Regions from separate parts of the Homo sapiens genome. Here regions 1 and 3 are each linked to region 2. The links are chromatin contacts, found by Hi-C or POLR2A ChIA-PET in ENCODE. All regions are on one chromosome and are shown on one strand. Each heading gives the region's core, a stretch centred on a gene start or an enhancer-like site at or near the end of the contact. The rest is flanking DNA. Distances are from core to core; before and after follow the strand shown.

Region 1 (2,806 bases), core at 25-2,524, 83 kb after region 2:
TTATTGACTATAGTCACCCTATTGTGCTATCAAATAAAAGTATTTATTCATTTTTCTAATTTTGTGTACCTGTTAGAAGCAGTGATTTTTCAAGCTGCAGTATTTCTGTAGGGATCCTTTCCCCTTAACTTCTTGATTTTCCCCACCTCCACATTGCCTCTGCCTCTTTTTTTAAAATAAATAAATAATTAATTAACTTATTTTTTTTTGAGACGGAGTCTCACTCTGTCGCCCAGGCTGGAGTGCAGTGGTGTGATCTAAGCTTACTGCAAGCTCTGCCTCCCAGGTTCATGCCATTCTCCTGCCTCAGCCTCCTGAGTAGCTTGGGACTACAGGCACCCACCACCACGCCCAGCTAATTTTTTTTTGTATTTTTAGTAGAGACGGAAATGGTGTTTCACTGTGTTAGCCAGGATGGTCTTGATCTCCTGACCTCGTGATCCGCCCGCCTTGGTCTCCCAAAGTGCTGGGATTACAGGCGTGAGCCACCGTGCCCAGCCCCCTCTGCCTCTTGGCTTGTTGCTTCTAATCCTTCAACCCTCACATGCACCACGTGGTCTCTCGCTCACCCATTTTCCCATCACTCCTTCATTCCTGCTCCCAGGTACCTAATCATCGAGAACTTCATCCCGCCGGAGGAGAAGAACAAGATCATGAACCGGCTTTTCCTGGACTGTGAGGAGGAGCAGTGGAAGTTCCAGCCACTGGTGCCAGCCGGCGTGTGAGTCTCTAACCCAGCTGTCTGGGCTGGGGGACTTGTGGGTCCACTCCAGGTCGGGGCTGGTGAGGGGCCTGAGGCCTTGCCTGCAGGGAGACAGATGTTTTGTGGATTGGGGAAAAGATGGGGAGGATGCCGATGGGGGATGAATTTCTCAGGATCTAATTGTAGGGGTCTCTATGATGGAAGGGTGTTCTGGGAAAAAAAGTGTCTCATTGGCCTGGGATGCAGAAAATACCTTGTGAGGGATCTCGGGAGGGAGGAAGAGCATCTCAGCCTCTTGACAATCCTAGCGAATGCTAACATCTGGCCAGGTCTGGTGAATATTCATTTGTCAGATGCCCGAAATAGCAACCACAGTTAATATTTGCCAAGCGCTACTGTGTGCCGGATGCTGTGCAAGACTCAGGAGACAGAAGATAAATTAGACATGGTCCGAGCTCACAGTCCAGTGGGAAATAAGTAATCAGATCATGATGTGATAGAGCTGTGATCCAATCTCAGTGCGCTCGCTCATCCGGGTGATTTCAGCATTTCCACCTGTTTCCATGTCCTAGTCCTTGGGTGCAGCTGCGGCCATTGGCTGGGTGTGTGGCTCCCTCTGCTGGTGGCCATGAAGAACATCCCAACAGAGTGAGGCCTTGCCCGGCTGAACCATGGGCCCTTAATTGCAAATATATAGAGAGAGGTGCTTAGGAGGCTGGACACCAATGCACCTTCCTGGAGATTATTTGCTCTCTCTAGAATATTAATGTTAAAATAGGGCAAGAGTCTCCCTAAATCTGGGATGGGAAGCTAGCAAGAGGTCTACAGCTTCTCACTGAAGCATCAGATGCCTACTTGGTTATTTTTTTTTTCCTTTCTTCCTTTTCTTTTCTTCTTCTTTTTTTTTTTTTTAACAACTATAGCTTAGATGCCTATTTGATCTTTCTTAAAGGCTGATTTTACTTAAGGTGATACCACATAAGTTTGTAAGTGGCAAGCACGTGAATAGAGGACTTTTCAATGGTATTACTTTGCACCTACAATCCACCTTTCCAATCTAGGTAGAGATTCTCAATAGTACATCAGCTGTCATAGAGGTTTTCCACCCTGGCTGGAGCTAGAATACCTGCAGAGAGTCTGATTTAAAGGGTCCCAGGTCTTAGGTTTTGTGATTCTGCATTTGAAGCCAGGCTAGAAAACCACTGCTCCAATGACATTTGCTGGAGTTGGATGCTGGCGAGGCTTCACTCTGAAGGGTTATCTTATGCTTAGAAAAGTTCTTTCTAGCTGGGCGTGGTGGCTCAAGTCTGTAATCTCAGCACTTTGGGAGGCTGAGGCAGGTGGATGGCCTGAGGTCAGGAATTTGAGACCAGCCTGACCAACATAGTGAAACCCCATCTCTACTAAAAATACAAAAAAAAATTAGCTGGGCGTGGTGGCAGGCGCCTGTAATCCTAGCTACTAGGGAGGCTGAGGCAGGAGAATCTCTTGAACTCGGGAGGTGGAGGTTGCAGTGAGCCAAGATCACTCCATTGCGCTCCAGCCTGGGCAACAAGAGCAAGACTCCGTCTCAAAAAAAAAAAAGAAAAGAAAAGAAAAGGTCTTTCTGCTGGGCATGGTGGCTCATGCCTGTAATCCTGTAATCCCAGCATTTTGGGAGGCCGAGGCGGGTGGATCACTTGGCGTCAGGAGTTTGAGACCAGCCTGGCCAACGTGGTGAAACCCCGTCTCTACTAAAAATACAAAAAATTAGCCGGGTGTGGTGGCATGCACCTGCAGTCTCAGCTCCTGGGGAAGCTGAGGCAAGAGAATCACTTGAACCCAGGAGGCAGAGGTTGCAGTGAAACTTGCTCTTTCGCCCAGGCTGGAGTGCAGTGGTGTGATCTTGGCTCACTGCAACCTCCGCTTCCTGGGTTCAAACGATTCTCGAGCCTCAGCCTCCCCAGTAGCTGGGATTGCAGGTGCATGCTACCACGCCTGGCTAATTTTTTGTATTTTTAGTAGAGACGGGGTTTCACCATGTTGGCCAGGCTGGTCTTGAACTCCTGAGCTCAAGTGATCCACCTGCCTCAGCCTCCCAAAATGCTGGAATTATAGGCATGA
Region 2 (3,035 bases), core at 305-2,804:
AGCACAATTAGCGTCAATGCCACTTAAATTTTCTAACCAGATTCAAAAGGGACTTTCCTAGAGCCTTCCCTTTTCCTTTCCTAAACGGGAAATTCGATTAAAAAGGTCACTCTTTAGCTCTTACTTCCACACTAAGTAATTCTGAAACATGGTGAAAGTGCATTATAAGTCCATAGGGCTATGACTGGCAAAATACTTTCCTGTAAATACTAGAGTCAAATAAAATAGAAGAGAGAGCTTGACTTCACTCCGTTGGGTTTGAGGACAGAAACTGATCATCTCCCTCAGATTACTGCTTCTGTTGATGTCTCGAAAAGCACTGAGGCAAATATGCCAGAGTCCCACCCCAAGCGCGAAGAGCCTCCGATTGTTTGACACATCAATGGATTAGTGAATGAGGGCAACTCACTCTTCCCTTCTAATTTACCTTAATTATTCTTCTCAGAAACCCTCAAGTTTACTCTAAGTTATCACCATATGGAATCTTTTCTTTGCCCCAAAGTATAAATTCAGGCCTTTCCCAAATAGCTAGTACTGCTTCAATCGCAACCACTGAAATAAATACCTTAAAAATATCACACATCTACTAATTCCACGCAAATGTGGAAAAAGCCAGTCCAGTCGCCTGAAGAAATAAGGTTCTGGAACATGGTTAAATGATGCATATTTTGTAACAGAAGGCACTGAGCATAGTGGGAGACTCGAAAGCAAAAGACCGGATGGAAATCATGGGAAGACCCCGCCCCAGTAAGCTCGATGCCGATTCAAACAGTAACTTGGATGTGTCGTTTGGAATCGGAATCACTGAAACAAAGGCGTATATTACGGGAAGCAAGATGTCTGGAGTAAAATAAACGGTATGCAGCTACCGAGACCGTACACCGTCCTCCCACAGGTCTTACCTATGGTGGAAATAAAGGTAGTATTGAAGGCATCATCCGAAAAACGAAAAAGGACGCAGGTCTTCCCCACTCCGGAATCCCCGATCAGGAGCAGCTTGAAAAGCAGGTCGTACGTCTTCTTCGCCATTGGGAGGAGCGGCTCGGGCTCTCGCCGCCGGCGGCCCCAAGGGATCGGTCCCTCTCACTACGGCCAACTCCTCACTCGGGCGTTCTCAGGCCGGAGGACCGGGGAAGCGTGGGAAAAAGGCTCGAGACGGCGCGGGCGACCTACGAACAGCTTTGAGGAAGCCCCGACAGTGGCGGCGTCCAGTGCCTCCGAGGGCGGCGACCGCGGCTCCGCAGCCTCTCCCAGCCCGTCCGCCCGGTTCCGGGGAGTCGGTCGGGACAAAATGGCCTCCCCTCCCCCCTCAGGGCTTCTCGGCCGGGACGCTCCCACGGGCGAGCAAGCCTGCTCTGCCGTCGAGGAGGCGCAGCGGGCGTGAGGACAGTCTCTCTCCCGAGCGGAAACTCCCTGCTAGCACGCGGCGAGGGCAGCGAAGAAGGACCCCTAAGTCGACGAGCTCAGTTACATAGCCCCAGGAAACCGAGCCACCCCGGCCAGAGCCACCTTTTCCCCGTGCCCTCTCACGCCGGCGTGCGCGCTGCCTGAGACGCACGCAAGGGCGTACGCCCGCCCTTCCCTCACGCCCTAGCCTTGCGGTCCGCCTCTGCGCACGCGCACAAGAGGGCATGGGGGCGCGCCGAAGTGGCGAGTGGAATGCTCCTGTCTCCAAGCCTCAGTCTGAGGCTGGACCCAGAGGGGAGAAGGGAGGGGCGAGAAAGGGCGAGGCCGCGGGCGCGCTCCCTGTGGCCGCCTGATAGGGTGCGCGGCGTTACGAGCACGCCCCGGGGGAGACGCTACCTAGCGACTGCGCAGGCGCAGCGCCCCCCCTCCGACCCCCGCCTCCCGCCTCCCGCTCCCCGCTCCCCGGGACACCCTTACAGAGCCCAGCACCTCCTTCCCCTCCCGGGGTCTCCCGCTGGACTGCGCTGCGGTTTCTCTGCACAGCGCTTGTCGGGTGTGTTGAGCTGGAGGTCTTGGCGCAGCGACGGGCTTGGGTGGCCATGTGTTCCCGTGTAGGTGGAGCTCGTAAACGCGAGAAAAAGCCGCGCCCTGGGTCATTTAATAGCCTCTTTGCTAGAACGAGACGCCTCCCGGCGTGCCCCCTCTCCAGGGCCAGCCCTGACGGGGAAACATGAGCGCTCCATCCGGATTGACTTCAAGAGCAAGAGTTTGAGATGGAAAAGCTGGCCACGCCGCTCGGGTTGGGATGAGGTAATCCTCACAACCTCTTCCTGGGCGAGGAGAGGAAGGTTGAGGAACACCTGGGCGCAGGAAGAACCTCCCTGCGAAGTGGAGGGTTCTGTGCGGTGCTCAGAGAACCTGCTTCAGGCCTTTGCCGTCCTTCAGGAATCCGGGAGAACCCGAGAGCGCTCTGCAGAGGAGGTGGGGCCTCTGCCTGCCGCCAGCGTCGTACCACTGGGTTGAAAATTGAAAGGTGGTCAAGCCTACTCCCAGTCCGACACAGCCTGCTTCCTCGCATTTTCTTTTTCTTTTTTTCTTTTCTTTCTTTTTTTTTTTTTTTTTTTTGAGATGGAGTTTCGCTCGTTTCCTCGCATTTTCTTTTTCTTTTTTTCTTTTCTTTCTTTTTTTTTTTTTTTTTGAGATGGAGTTTCGCTCTTGTTGCCCAGGCTAGAGTGCAATGGCACAATCTCTGCTCACTGCAACCTCCACCACCTGGGTTCAAGTGATTCTCCTGCCTCGGCCTCCCAAGTAGCTGGGATTACAGGCATGTGCTACCACGCCCGGCTAATTTTTTGTATTTAGTAGAGACGGGGTTTCACCCTGTTAGTCAGGCTGGTGTCGAACACCTGACAGGTGACCCGCCCGCCCCGGCCTCCCAAAGTGCTGGGATTACAGGCGTTAGCCCCCGCGCCCGGGCCCTCGCATTTTCTTTGCATTTGCTTTACCTTCTGTTCTCTCTCCCCATCAGTCCTGTTTACGCCACCCTTTTTCTCTCCTACCCTTCTGTAGTTGCAGTATGCATGCTGCTGACCTTCCATTCTCAGGGACATCCATCCCTCAAAGCACAC
Region 3 (2,822 bases), core at 61-2,560, 120 kb after region 2:
TAGGCTCTGGTCTCTTTGCAAAGTCCAAGCGTCTCAGCCAGGAGCAGAGCCAAGGTTTGTGGGACTTGGGGGAAGGGGTAGCAGGGAGGGACTCTCATTAAGCTAAAGGATAAAAATTATGAAACAAAATTAGGCATATAACTGAGAAAAGACATGTTTTGAGAAAAAAAATGTAAGAAATATGCAGGCTGGGCATAGTGGCTCACATCTGTAATCTCAGCACTTTGGGAGGCTGAGGCGGGTAGATCACTTGAGACCAGGAGTTTGAGACCAGCCTGGCCAACATGATGAAACATGGTGTGGCGGCACATTCCTGTGGTCCCAGCTACTCAGGAGGCTGACGTGAGAAGATCACTTAAGACCAGAAGTTCGAGGCATCAGTGAGCTAGGATCAAACCACTGCACTCCAGCCTGGGCAACAGAGCGAGAATCTGGTTGTTTTTGTTGTTGTTTTTGTTTTTGTGATGGAGTCTCGCTCTGTTGCCCAAGCTGGAATGCAGTGGCATGATCTCGGTTCACTGCAACCTCCACTTCCCAGGTTCAAGCAATTGTCCTGCCTCAGCCTCCCAAGTAGCTGGGATCACAGGTGCCCGCCACCACGCCCAGCTAATTTTTTGTATTTTTAGTAGAGATGGGGTTTCTCCATGTCGGCCAGACTGGTCTCGCACTCCTGACCTCAGGTGATCCACCCGCCTCAGCCTCCCAAAGTGCTGAGATTACAGGCATGAGCCACTGCACCTGGCCGAGAACCTGTCTCTTAAAAAAAAAAATATATATATATACATATGTGTGTGTGTATATATATATGTGTGTATATATGTGTATATATATGTGTATATATATATATGTGTATATATGTGTGTGTTTGTATATATATATATATATTTTTTTTTATGTATATATAGAGAGAGGGGGGCATAGGCCAGACATGGTGGCTTATGCCTGTAATCCCAGTACTTCCAGAGGATGAGGTGGGCAAATTGCTTGAGCTCAGGAGTTGGAAACTAGCCTGGGCAAGATGGCAATACCCAGTCTCCACAAAAAATACAAAAATTAGCCAGGTGTGGTCGTGTGTCCGGAATTGGTGGGTTCTTGGTCTCACTGACTTCAAGAATGAAGCCGTGGACCCTCGCGGTGAGTGTTACAGTTCTTAAAGGCGGCGTGTTCGCAGTTTGTTCCTTCTGATGTTCGGATGTGTTCGGAGTTTCTTCCTTCTGGTGGGTTTGTGGTTTCGCTGGCTCAGGAGTGAAGCTGCAGACTTTCGCAGTGAGTGTTACAGCACTTAAAGCCGCGCGTCTGGAGTTGTTCGTTCCTCCGGATGGGTTCGTGGTCTCCCTGGCTTCAGGGGTGAAGCTGCAGACTTTCGCGGTGAGTGTTACAGCTCATAAAGGCAGTGTGGACCCAAAGAGTGAGCAGCAGCAAGATTTATTGCAAAGAGAGAAAGAACAAAGCTTCCACAGCATGGAAGGGGGCCCAAGCACTTGCCACTGCTGGCTTGGGCAGCCTGCTTTTATTCTCTTATCTGGCCCCACCACATCCTGCTGATTGGTAGAGCCAAGTAGTCTGTTTTGACAGGGCGCTGATTGGTGCGTTTACAATCCCTGAGCTAGACACAAAAGTTCTCCATGTCCCCACCAGATTAGCTAGATACAGAGTGTGGACACAAAGGTTCTCCAAGTCCCCACCAGAGTAGCTAGATACAGAGTGTGGATTGGTGCATTCACAAACCCTGAGCTAGACACAGGGTGCTGATTGGTGTGTTTACAAACCTTGAGCTAGATACAGAGTGCCGATTGGTGTATTTACAATCCCTGAGCTAGATTTATGTCTACATAAAGGTTCTCCAAGTCCCCACCAGAGTAACTAGATACAGTGTGGATTGGTGCATTCACAAACTCTGAGCTAGACACAGGGTGCTGATTGGTGTGTTTACAAACCTTGAGCTAGATACAGAGTGCCGACTGGTGTATTTACAATCCCTTAGCTAGACATAAAAGTTCTCCACGTCCCCACCAGACCCAGGAGCCCAGCTGGCTTCACCCAGTGGATCCCCCACGGGGGCTGCAGGTGGAGCTGCCTGCCAGTCCCGCGCCGTGTGCCTGCACTCCTCAGCCCTTGGATGGTCGATGGGACTGGGCGCCGTGGAGCAGGAGGCGGCGCTCATCGGGGAGGCTCGGGCCGCACAGGAGCCCACGGAGTGGCGGGGAGGCTCAGGCATGGTGGGCTGCAGGTCCCGAGCCCTGCCCGGCGGGAAGGCAGCTAAGGCCCGGTGAGAAATTGAGCACAGCAGCTGCTGGCCCAGGTGCTAAGCCTCTCATTGCTCGGGCCGGCAGGGCCAGCCGGCCGGCTGCTCTGAGTGCAGGGTCCGCCGGGGCCACGCCCACCCGGAACTCGCGCTGGCCCGCAAGCACCGCGTACAGCCCCGGTTCCCGCCCGCGCCTCTCCCTCCACACCTCCCCGCAAGCTGAGGGTGCTGGCTCCGGCTTTGGCCAGCCCAGAAAGGGGCTCCCACAGTGCAGTGGCGGGCTGAAGGGCTCCTCAAGTGCCGCCAAAGTGGGAGCCCAGGCAGAGGAGGCGCCGAGAGCGAGCGAGGGCTGCGAGGACTGCCAGCACGCTGTCACCTCTCAGTAGCACCCATCTGTGGTCCCAGCTAATTGGGAGGCTGAGGTGGGAGGATCATTTGAGCCTGGGAGGTCGGGCTACAGTGAATCATGATTGTGCCACTGCACTCTAGCCTGGGAAACAGCTAGACCCTGTCTCAATAATAATAATAATAATAATTGTAAGATATGCCAAGTCAAAAATTTTGAAATTAAAAAAAA

What was found. Hi-C counts contacts between places; a loop is a spot of excess contacts on that map. ChIA-PET counts read pairs that join two places held with the same protein, here RNA polymerase II (POLR2A). Pooled maps may share reads with other maps.
Region 1: a map of dorsolateral prefrontal cortex shows a loop between it and region 2 (2.2-fold over the local background). The contact joins the enhancer-like site here to the promoter of RAB10 in region 2. A Hi-C loop is called at or near these places in 5 of 168 maps with a recorded cell type or tissue (PC-9, dorsolateral prefrontal cortex, mammary epithelial cell and 2 more) and 14 of 50 pooled maps. POLR2A ChIA-PET finds 5 or more read pairs at or near these places in 8 of 52 experiments (A549, Caco-2, GM10248 and 4 more).
Region 3: a loop to region 2 is called in a pooled map, with 2.3 times the contacts of the local background. The contact joins the enhancer-like site here to the promoter of RAB10 in region 2. A Hi-C loop is called at or near these places in 1 of 50 pooled maps. POLR2A ChIA-PET finds 5 or more read pairs at or near these places in 2 of 52 experiments (WTC11 and activated CD4-positive, alpha-beta T cell).

The regions. Positions count from the first base shown.
Region 1 is chr2:25,949,704-25,952,509 of GRCh38, reverse strand. It overlaps KIF3C (kinesin family member 3C), which reads left to right. Exons shown (of 8, transcript NM_002254.8): 5 at 605-721. Among named protein-coding and RNA genes, the nearest start is that of KIF3C, 31 kb to the left of the region's middle. Within about 2 kb of position 1,274, at least 4 of the 41 ENCODE cell types and tissues checked have a DNase peak (open chromatin) inside an H3K27ac peak, as active enhancers do; they include dorsolateral prefrontal cortex, where a contact is called at or near this core.
Region 2 is chr2:26,032,603-26,035,637 of GRCh38, reverse strand. RAB10 (RAB10, member RAS oncogene family) reads right to left here and starts at 1,554. Exons shown (of 6, transcript NM_016131.5): 1 at 903-1,554. The coding sequence starts at 1,029. It overlaps LOC124907743 (a long non-coding RNA gene), which reads left to right and starts at 1,889. Exons shown (of 2, transcript XR_007086249.1): 1 at 1,889-1,960; 2 at 2,977-3,035. RefSeq lists an enhancer at 1,299-1,348 and a silencer at 1,659-1,888.
Region 3 is chr2:25,915,124-25,917,945 of GRCh38, reverse strand. No RefSeq gene overlaps it. Among named protein-coding and RNA genes, the nearest start is that of ASXL2, 38 kb to the right of the region's middle. Within about 2 kb of position 1,310, at least 2 of the 41 ENCODE cell types and tissues checked have a DNase peak (open chromatin) inside an H3K27ac peak, as active enhancers do.